Regions from separate parts of the Mus musculus genome. Here region 2 is linked to region 1. The links are chromatin loops, found by intact Hi-C in ENCODE. Cell type or tissue: heart. All regions are shown on one strand. Links, peaks and the distances in the headings refer to the core of each region. The heading gives the core; the rest is flanking DNA. Region 1 holds the start of Thrap3 (thyroid hormone receptor associated protein 3). Region 2 overlaps Stk40 (serine/threonine kinase 40).

Region 1 (5,371 bases), core at 309-5,308:
TCTAAAAATGCGCACATTGCATAAAAATTATACAGAGATCCTGACCATCTTGAACTGAGCCATACAGTAATACTGTCTTGACTCTGGAGAACATAAAACTAGTCCCTGAAGTCTATGCTACAAGTCTAACTTATACCTCTATCCATTATTCTACACCAGGCAAGTGCTATCTCCAGCCTCTTCATTACCCCCTATAGTGTTTCATTACACCAAGAGTGATCTAATATATGAATCACTTCCCACAACCTAAGTCACAAATCTTTCCTCTCTTCACCTGTACTAGTGAAAAAAACCCTTCACTAACCTACTGTACCCTCTTATACCTGTCCGCCATACTTGGCTTTCTTTAAAAAAAGAAAAAGTGAACGACCAAATCTAGCCGGGCAGTGGTGGTGCACGCCTTTAATCCCAGCACTCAGGAGGCAGAGGCAGGTGGATTTCTGGCCAGCCTGGTCTACAAAGTGAGTTCCAGGACAACCAGGGCTATACAGAGAAACCCTGTCTAGAAAAACCAAAAAAAAAAAAAAAAAGAAGGAAATCTATCCATTCCTGTCTGAACACCTACTATTCCTTCCACCTGAGTATTCTCTCTCTAATACCCCACAAAACGGGTTCCTCACTTTCCTCCAAAAGAACTCTGGCTAGGTATGGTAACACTCTCTAGCCCAAGCACTCAGGAAGAAGAGGCAGAGGGCAACGTGGTGTACATATCAGCTGCCAGGCAGTACTTCAACTGGTAATCGTACTGGCCTTGGCTTCCTGCACTGTATTCACGGGCCTCAACACATGCTGGGAATACGTAGGCTACCAGGCACTACTGAACCATTCACCCACTCACAGTCACATCAGTCAGTTCACTGACCCTGATAAGTATGAAGCAATCCACCAAAATCTAGTATTTGACCGATAGCATAATTACATTTCCTTCAATTCAGGATCTCATAATTCTCCAAAGAAGCAAGGTAGCATTTTAAAAATCTGTCCAATATAAACTATATAAAAGCATGGTGACTGATGTCTTGGAGATAGCATTAGGACAGACTAGTCTCAGAGATCCTGTCTCAAGGGGGGAGAGGGAGACGACTAAAATAAACTTAAGTTTGTGCTCCTCAGGCAGCCTAATACCTCTTCTGTGCAAATCTTGGACACACTCCAAGAGTTTTTTCCAAAAAATAACCAATACAAAGCAGGTCACTTTTCATTTTCTATAGTTTTGGATTTTTGAAGGGAGGATCTTTACACAGGCCCAGCTGCCTAGACCAGGCTGACCTTGAACTCAGAGATCCACCTGTTTCTGTCTCTCAAGTCCTGGGTAGAGCACACAGGTCTATCTGGCCCAGCTCACCATAGTTTTTCTTTCTTACTTTTGCACTAAGGAAAACCAGTATTCTAAAAAGCTCTCTATCACTGAACTACACCCCAAGAATGTGACCCATAATCTCACTAAACAATCCAAACTCCAAAGTAACCACACTTGGTAGCAAAGATACATGCTGCATACTGGAGCACTAACAATTACTAGCACCCCTTTCTAACAGGGCTGTATTTAGTCTGCAGACTAAAATACCAATCCTACTAAGTGTGACTGTTCACCTCAGCAATCACCAACACTCAAGAGACAGAGGCAGGAGAGGCCCTACCTAGAGACTAAATCAATCTCTAAAACTAGAGATCCTACATGGGTACTAAAAGAACTGAAAAACAAATGATATTTGTATTAAGTGTGTTCTGTGTGTGTCTCTCTGTCTCTGTATCTGTCTGTGCCTCTCTCTCTCCCCTCCTCCCACCACCCCACTCCTGAGACAAGTTCTCACTATGTAGTTCTAGCTGGCCTGGAACTCAGAAACCTGCCTACCATTGCCTCGGAGTGTTATGATTAAAGACAAGAACCACCACACCCAGCCATCCAGACATGTAGTAACCTTCAACCAGTTCTTTTTACAAAATGTAATCAAACCAGAGTGGTGGGCTCACCTTTGCGAGGCAGTGGGAGGCTGGAATCTTGGGTCAACCAGAGATACACAGTAAGACCCTGTCTTCAAAAAACAAAACAACACACACAAAAACAAGTTGGGTGTAGGGGCAAAAGCCGCTCTAAGGTAGAGGTAGGAGGCTCAAGAGTTCAAGGCCAGTATCAGCTACATACAGAGTTCAGAGGCCAGCCTGGACCTTGTCTTAGGCAAAACAAAAATTAAAAAAAAAAAAAAAAAAAAAAGCAATCATGCCAAAATAGCTGCATTTGCGCAGGGGCCATTGCTAATCTTCTCTGTATCGTTCCAATTTTAGTATGTGTGCTGCCAAAGCAAGCTCGCTGCATTACTTTTTGATTCACTAAGTACTAATATTAATTCAAGATACACATCTGCAAATTAACTAAAAACTACAAAGACCAACTTTTCTCCACAAGTTTCAAGGCACCAGCCGTCTTTAACATTTATACAGAATAATATATACACCTAAGCTGTCTAAATAATAGGATTGACTACACACGGACAGTATTTCCACAAACAAAACTAGGAAAGATCTGAAAAAAGACAGTTGGATACATGCCTTTCGACTTAGGACCCACAATCGAAAACTCCCATACCCGGTAACAAGGGGTTAACCGTCAGTGAATTTCGTTGAATATTTACACTAAAGGTAGCCAGGGTTGTGCACTGCCATTTTAGAAAAAGAAAAAAAAAAACAAAAAAACTTAAGTACGTTAAAGTAAAAACTGAAATTTAAACGCAAAAGCTGATAAAGCCGTCTTTCTTGGCTCTGTCCTATAACGTCCTTGCCATATTGTTTCTATCCAATTAGCAAGCTCCTCGTTAACATAGGACTCTCACCGATGGCTTCCAACTTCTGGGCCACCAATGTTGCCGCCAACTACCGCCGCCACGCTCCACCCATTAAGAATCACAAGAGCAAAGAAAATAAGAGAAAAGTTGTTTAAGTGTGGGACACAACTGCTTCTCACCAGCAGGGCACACGCCAATCACCGAAGGAACGCAAGTCGGCCTCACTTGCAACCAAAGGAAGAAAGTGGGAACTATTTTTCCGATAGGAAATAAACTTGGAATAGGCCTCTTTTGGCCAAGAGAGGAAGAAAACAAAACAAAAGAACAAACAAGTTTAAAAAAAAAACAAACACAGAAGAAGTACTAACATTTAGTGTGCTAGCAGCCACATGGGCCCTAGAAGACAGAACCAGGCCAATGGAGACTGGTGGGGGAAGGGCGTGCAAGAGTTCCCGGAAAAAAAAAATTCAAATAACGAGGTTCGTAAAACAGGATTTGGGGGGCGGGGGGGAGATGGAGTTGGTGGAAGCCGTCGTTCCCGCACAGTGCACAGAAGTGTGCAAGCTGTTTCAGAGAGAAGGCGGCCGGAGCCCGGAGAACTAGGCCGGAGCGGAGGGAAGCGGAGAAGGGCGGGGAGGGGGAGGAGCCGATGGAGCAGGGCCCGCTCGGAGCAGGCCCGGGCCGAGCGTGGAGGAAGCCGCCGCACGCTAGGCCTAACCCTCGCCGGGGCCCAGCCGGCGCCCAGAAAAGAGGAAAACCCCAACACACAGAGATTAGCTGAGCTGTCCTCACTCCCATCAACTGCGTCCACTCACCTTGACCGGCCGGAGCGACTACAGCTGCAATCTCGCAACGGCACAACCGGCCCGAAGCTCGCCCCCGCCCGCTAGCGCGCCCCGCGTCCCCGCTCTCCGACGACGGCGGCTACCGCCTCGCTCCGCTACCTCCTGGGAAATGTAGTCCTAGGTTTCTCTCTCCTGACTCACCGGACGTCCTCTCGAACTCTATTTCCCACAAGGCAGAGCGAGCGTTGGGCCCGCCGCTTTGCGTCACGCGCCCGAAGATCGGCGGTCACGTGGGCGACTGCGTTGCGCCTCCGTTCCCCCCTCCCCCCGCTCCCGCCTGGGTGGCCTGAGGAAGAGGGAGGGAGGTGGACGGAAGGGGCCCGGGCGTTGCTGACGCCACTGCCCCCACCATTTTGGAGAGGCCTCTCCGGGGGACTGAGGGAGGGCCCGAGCCCCACCCACTCGTCTTCTGCTTACGTCCCCGGAAAGTCTCTAGTTTGGTGGCCATCAGGCCTCTTGGCATTCGTTCTGTGCCTTACCCTTCCCCTGCTTTCTGACCTTGAACAGATCGTTGTATAAAGTGAGGCTCATAATTTGTACCTCACAGAGTTGTTGGGAGGTCCCCGACAAAGGAAGGCACTTGATCACCCGGAACCCAGAAAACGCAACGCAAAATGGAGAAGAGTTGTTTTGATAGTGTGATCTCAGGGGACCCAGAAGTCCGTTGGATCTCGGTCTCTCCTACAGCCACCTCCTGTCCCATTTAATGGCAATAAGAGCCCAAAGAGGTTTTTAGTTTGGGGATTTTTTTCATGGGGAGCGGGGATTCTAGACAGGGTTCTCGGTATACTGAAATACTCTAGGTAGAGCAGGCTGGCCTCAAACTTGGCCCAGAGAAGTTTTTTAAGAACATGGGCCCAGGAAGTATATTAGTACCTGTGGAACCACAAATGTCCTGGAAAGTGAAACCCTGGGATTTGTGTTTTCTCCTTGGTTTTTGTTTTTTGTTTTTTTTTGTTTTTTGTTAACTTTAATTTTTAGAACAGAATCTCCCGTTGTATGCCAAGCTGTCCTGGAAATCACCGGGTAGCACAGGCCGTCCCCTAAACTCAAGGCAGCCTTTTCGTCTCAGCCTCATTCATGACTGCTGAGCTTACAGATGTTAAGTCACTACGAGGCTGTTTCTCACATGGTCACTAAGGTTTTTTAGAGCAGTTTGGTTTTCTCTGCACTTGCTTGCCTTAGTGAATCCTGCACATGTAAGCGTTCAAACGTCACCTTTTCTGTCATGCATTTACGAGCTACTGTACTGCTGTAGCTATTGAAACTGTTCCTGTTCAGATGGAAGGAAGGGTATCCAGGGATTCGGAAGGCCCAGGAACCGCTACGCTCTGAGAGGAAGCCTCTTCAGCAGAGGCATTGCAGCTCGGGAGCCTCAGCCCTGATCTTTCTTCTCTTCTTCTCTTCATGGCTTCTTTTCTTCTTAGCTTCTTCCAATGAGAAAGCCATACCAGGCAGCAAATCTCATAAAGCAGATTTATTGGGAGGGTTTGGGGTACAGAACAAAGACTCGAAGAGTAGTGGCTGTTTCTGCTCCTGGCAAGTGAACGAAGGACAGGGGTTATATATATAGGATTTATTCGGAGGCGGGGCTTTTCAGGGCATGCAGAGATTTCCGGAGTAAGGATTGGTGGGATCTCAAGTCCTGAACTTGGGGAGCTCAGGGATTGGTGGCTTTCCCCCACCCTCTTTCCTGTATTGAGCCCATGGATTAGAACAGGAAGACCTTCCCAGCTGCAGGCG
Region 2 (5,371 bases), core at 187-5,186, 90 kb before region 1:
TCAAGAGCTATAGGGCTGGAAGGGACCTTGATGAGGCAGAAGCAATCCTTCCCTTGGCTGAGGAATAGAACTGCCACTGCCTGGAGGCAAGGTCTTCTCTTCTCCCCGTGGGGAGTACATAGAAACATTTTAAACCATGTTAGCCACAGTCAGACCTGGCTTCAGAAGCCAGTTCTGTCACATGCTGGCCAGATGACCTTGAACAAAATCATTCTGACCCCAGTGTCCTCTGCTGTTAAAGGAGGATAACTGTTCCTGCACTGAGGCTGAAATAGGTTACTGTGATACCAAGTGTCGCTTAGTGCCTGTCATAGTCAGGTTCCAGTGCTGTCTCATTAGTGATCTGTGAATATCCCTAAAGTGACAGCTCATGCCTGCCTTCAGTCCAATGGATACCAGGTGGCAAACAGGAAGCTCTTTATAGACTTGTTTGCAAGCTGTCTGAGGGAGATTGTACTTCCCAGGACTATTGACCTTGACCCTTCCTTCCTTAGCTCCTGGGACCCCCTTGCCTTAGCAGACAGCGCCATAAGACTGGGGCAGTAAGCTTCCACCTGCCACCAGAGTACACCTTCTCAAGAAGCAAAATTATCATTATAATAACTATAGGGAATAACCAAAGAATGCAAAAGAATATGAATAAGAAATACAAGAGCCCTCCCTCTCTCTGGATTCTTCTCAAAACTCCCTGTGCACATTGAAGGGTGTTAATTTCTTTAACCAAAATAGGTTCATATGCACATGCAGTATTGCAGGGTGCTTGTTTTTCTCAAGATGGGATTTCTTTGTGTAGCCCTGGCTGTCCTGGAACTTTCTCTGTAGACCTGGCTAGCCTTGAACTCAGAGATCTGCCTGCCACTGCCTTCCAAGTGCTGGAACTAAAGATATGCAGGCTTGGTGGTGGTGGTGGTGTTTTTGATAGGGTCTCATCAAGTCCAAACCAGTCTGGAAATCAATGAAGTTGACCTAGAACTTGTGAATCTCCTACCTCAGCCTCTAAGTACCGGGATTACAGGAATATGCCTCGATGCCCAGTTTCTGTGGTGTTGGGAGGTAGGCAAGTGCTCTCCCAGCTGAGCTACATCTTAAGCCCAAAGTTGTGAAATTTAACTTTGTATGGCTCTGATCCAAATGGCCTTGCGTGTAGGATGACGCAGTGCTTCTTTTTAAAGCCGTTGCAGACAATGTAAGGGAAAGTTGCATGTCTGTGTGCTCAGCTTGAGCTTTCCCGTGCCACTCTGAAAACCTGGGCTAGACACTGGCCTGGTTCCTCTCATGCATGTTGGTTCTGAGGACAGTCCCTCGGGGTGCACCATACTTGGGGGCAGTGCCACCACCACCCCCATCTCCAGGTGAGGAAGCTATGAGCCCAGAAACAGGTGTCCAGGTCACAAAGTAGACAGAAAGGTGGCTCTTAGGCACAGCCAGCCCTTCTTTGATCTCTTGTTGCTTTCTCTTTGCCTGATTTCAGCTATTTTGGGTGACAGTACTTGAACTCCATATGGGACCCTGTGGCAGCCGTGTCATTGGGCTGAGTCAACCCCACAGAGCAGTAACTGATATTTTGAGCTGAAGGGCCCCTGAGTCACATGCTAGGATCTTCCTTGCTGTGAGTTTCTTTTCTAGCCAGTGAGCTAGAGCGGACTGGTATGACAAGGGAGAGCTGTCAGTAACTTGCGCCAATATCCCTTCTTCACAAGGCCCCTTGCAGATCCAAGACCCATCACAAATGTCAACCAAGCCAGTGTGCTTGGCTGCTTTTCTGGATGGGAGATACCAGGCCAGCACAGCTCGAGAAAGAGCTATTAAGATTGTCCCCTCCTCTGACACCCACACGGCCTGACAGATTATTGTTGTCACGTCAGCTGCTTCCGGAGGCAGGGAGGAGGGGGTCAGCTGGTGACAGGACTGTCGACAATACCCTAGATCCCATTCTGGTGGCTTCTAAGAGTGACTGCTGGGGAAATGCCCTCAGGAGCAGCCAGCCCACTTGAGCACTCCCAGGGACTGGTGATGCTCTGGCTTTTTTCTAAAACTGCTCCGAGCCTACCCCGACCAGCACTTCAGTCTTCTAGTGGAGCCCATGGGGGAACTCCTGAAGGCTGTAAGTGGTGATTACACAATCTCCTCATATGGGGCTAATTTGTAAAGCCTGCCTCCTGGAGGAGACAAGAGCTGGATCCCCAGGCTGCAGAGTGGGCTTTTAGGTCCCTTCTGCGTCCAGCTGCAGTGCTCAGCATGACCAAGTGCTGCTGGGGACAGGCTGCCTAATGGCAGTGGATGTACTTTGGGGGAGCTGTGTAGGCCCTTTGCCAGCACCCCTCCCACTTCCCCCTGGCTGAGTCACTTCCTTTCTGGCTGCCGCAGGTATTCTCCCACAGGCCCAGAGCAGAGCCGCCTCAGTGGGTGAGGCTCGCTCTGTGTAGCCCTCACTAGTAACCCCCAGGCAGTACAGTGCAGCCAGCGTGGGGAGAATGAGGCAGTGGTATATTTTCCTAACAAACTGGAGCTGTGTGTATCCTCTTGCATTTACAGAGTGAGCAGAAGCGGCACTGTTGGGGAATAGTGAAGATGACAGCACAGGCATGAGTCTTTGTCACCAGGGAATCCTGGCTGGAGTCAAAGGATTACTAATCCATCTCCCCAGCCCCCCAGCCTCCATCCGGAGCACAAAGCAAGGGCTTCCGGTCGGTCGGTCGTTCCTTTGAGAGCAGGGGAGGACTCACTCCCCTTTCAGCCACACCTGTCATGCCATTCAGGTTTAAAGGGATAGCCCTGATGTCTGTCTCAGTCCAGTCAGGAGAAGAGAGCTGCCAGCTCCAAGTTCTGGTTTCTCTGTCCTGAAACAGACATTGGCTCTGCAGGTATAGTTTCTTGATAGGGCGCTTGTCTCTATGCTTAAGGCCCTGGGTTCTATCGCCAGCATTCTAACAAACAAAAATAGACGAATGAGAAAGTTATTAAAAAGAGGGGGCTGGAGAGATGGCTCAGTGGTTAAGAGCCCTGACTGCTCTTCCAGAGGTCCTGAGTTCAAATACCAGCAACCACATGATAGCTCACAACCATCTGCAATGGGATCTGATGCCCTCTTCTGGTGTGTCTGAAAACAGTTACAGCGTACTCATATACATAAAATAAGTAAATAAATTAAAAAAGAAAAATTAAAAAGAACCCAGGCAGGGCATGGTATTGAATCACTGTAATCCTAGCACTTGAAAGGCAGAGGCACAGGAGACTCACACATTCAAGGTCAGCATGGTCTGCATTCTGAATAAGACCCTGCATTTAGGGGGAGGAGGAAAAAGCCCTAAAAATGGATCCTAGTAATTAGCCCTTCAGGTACAAGCTGAAAATTCACGTGTCTGGAGAGATTATCTACCAGGTCACCTATACACACAACAGGGGCATTTGTCTTTCTTCTGCTAGCCCCAGGATAACAAGCTGATCTTTTGGACATCCTATGAAGGAAATGTTACCACTCCCCTTTTCAAAATGAGGAAACTGAGGCCCACAAAGGATTGACTGGGTTAACAGAGCAAGAGAAAGATGGAAGCTAAGGCCTGAACCCTGGTTTGCACAACCCCATGTTGGTCCTGCTCTCCTGTCTGATATTTGGGTGACTGCCCGTGGTTTGAAACCCTTGTTCCTGGGCTGTGAGTTCCTCTTGCTTTCTTGAGTATAGAGAGCAGATCTGTAGGGAGGCTGGCTATCTCAGGTGTGTGGAGACAGTTACAGAAACAACAAGCTTATGCAGATTTAGCATGAGAAAACATGTATTCCTGCCTCAACGTTTGAGTTAGTGACTTTAGGAGTCTCACTAATTTTTTCTAGGAAATATGCATGCTCCTATGTGTGTCAGGGAAGATCAGTTAGAATTATGTATTTGCAGCTGTTTTGTAAACTATAAAGCTGTAAGCAGGGCTGGAGAGATGGCTCAGTGGTTAAGAGCACCGACTGCTCTTGCAAAGGTCCTGAGTTCAAATCCCAGCAATTACATGGTGGCTCACAACCAAGCAACAATAATGAGATCTGACTCCCTCTTCTGGTGCATCTGAAGACAGCTACAGTGTACTTAGATATAATAATAATAAAGAAAAATTTTTAAAAAGCTGTAAGCAAAAGTCACTTAGAGATAATGTAAGAATGTAGAGCTCGCATGTGGATTCTGAGAGGTCTTGCATCTCTTACACAGGTTAGTCTGTCCCTTCCTCATTGTGGGGTTCTATACAGAAATGGGTTTGGTTCCATGATTGGGATGTCTTTCTGCTATTTAAACAACCCAGTGTAGACCATGTCCTGCCTCATGCATTTCTGACATGGGCCTTTGTTTCTTTTAGAGTAGCCCAGCTAGCTTTGACCCACAGTGATCCTCTTGTCTCAGCCTCACTAGTACTGAGGCATTTCTTTTTGTGTCTTTTCCTTTGGTGGGGGAAGGAGTAGGGGATTGTGGGGCAGCTCTCACGATGTAACCCAGGCTGGGCTCAGACTGCCTTCCTGACTCTACTTCCTGATGCTGGGATTATAGGCATGTGCCACTGCACAGTATGCCAGGGGATTTTTTTTTTTTCTGGTTAACCTGCCCAATACCAGCAGAGTTTTTGTGTCTGTTGCCCTGAGCTAGTAGACACTTCCTAGTCTGTCTGGCTCTGTTCTCATCTCAGTCCATTTCAGTCCCAGCCTGGCAGAGGGCACGATTCACCCGTGAAGAATAACACTTGTGCCTCCATACCCAGCTGTCTATCCCCTGCCCTGACACTGGCCTCCGTGCCTCGTAGATGCATGGCCTATTTTCTCTTGGCTTTTTGGCAGGCACAGGCTAGGCTCAGCTAGCAGAGTCAGACTTGCTCTCTGGGAGCCCACAGCCTGGGCTGGGGTGATGGTAAACAAACCAATAGTCACAGCCCAGTGGGAGGGTGCAGAGGTATGCTCTGGTGTTCTGGGTGGTAGAGAAGGCCACCTAGCCCTGGTAAATGGCTGGGAGTATCTGTTTTTTAGGTTTTTTTTTTTTTCGAGACAGGGTTTCTCTGTGTATCCCTGGCTGTCCTGGAACTCACTCTGTAGACCAGGCTGGCCTCAAATTCAGAAATCCACCTGCCTCTGCCTCCCGAGTGCTGGGATTAAAGGTGTGCACCACCACTGCCCCGCTTCGAGTATCTGTTGTAAGTGACAAGACACTTCAATGAGGACGGTGAGACGACAGGGAGGCCAGAGAGAAGAAGGGTAAGGTGAGACTGTTCATGGCACATACAGCTGCCATGACTCATGGGCTACATTTAGTGTCATATAAGGGCAGTAAGGTGGAGGAGGTAGCAGGTCTGGCAGCCTTACTGGAGAGCTTGGGTTTCTTCCTGAAAACTGGGAGACTTGCAGG

What was found. Hi-C counts contacts between places; a loop is a spot of excess contacts. Peaks named below come from ENCODE experiments on the same cell type or tissue, not always from the same donor. Only the 100,000 strongest peaks of a DNase experiment are listed, where the experiment ranks them.
Region 2: it touches region 1 in a loop (2.1-fold over the local background); 1 of 42 quality-filtered maps calls a loop at or near these places.

Annotation. Positions count from the first base shown.
Region 1 is chr4:126,198,972-126,204,342 of GRCm38, forward strand. It overlaps Thrap3 (thyroid hormone receptor associated protein 3), which reads right to left and starts at 3,739. Exons shown (of 12, transcript NM_001356455.1): 1 at 3,599-3,739. It overlaps Gm25323 (a small nuclear RNA gene), which reads right to left and starts at 2,306; the gene lies at 2,204-2,306. In heart, for the core only: a CTCF peak has its summit at 2,950; DNase peaks (open chromatin) are centred at 760, 2,880 and 3,880; H3K4me3 peaks cover 3,542 bases; H3K27ac peaks cover 3,216 bases.
Region 2 is chr4:126,108,658-126,114,028 of GRCm38, forward strand. All of the region lies in intron 1 of Stk40 (serine/threonine kinase 40), which reads left to right. Among named protein-coding and RNA genes, the nearest start is that of Stk40, 7.4 kb to the left of the region's middle. In heart, for the core only: CTCF peaks have their summits at 2,176, 2,376, 3,111 (motif pointing left) and 4,058 (motif pointing left); DNase peaks (open chromatin) are centred at 1,304, 1,874, 2,314, 4,773 and 1 weaker place; H3K4me3 peaks cover 1,879 bases; H3K27ac peaks cover 3,586 bases.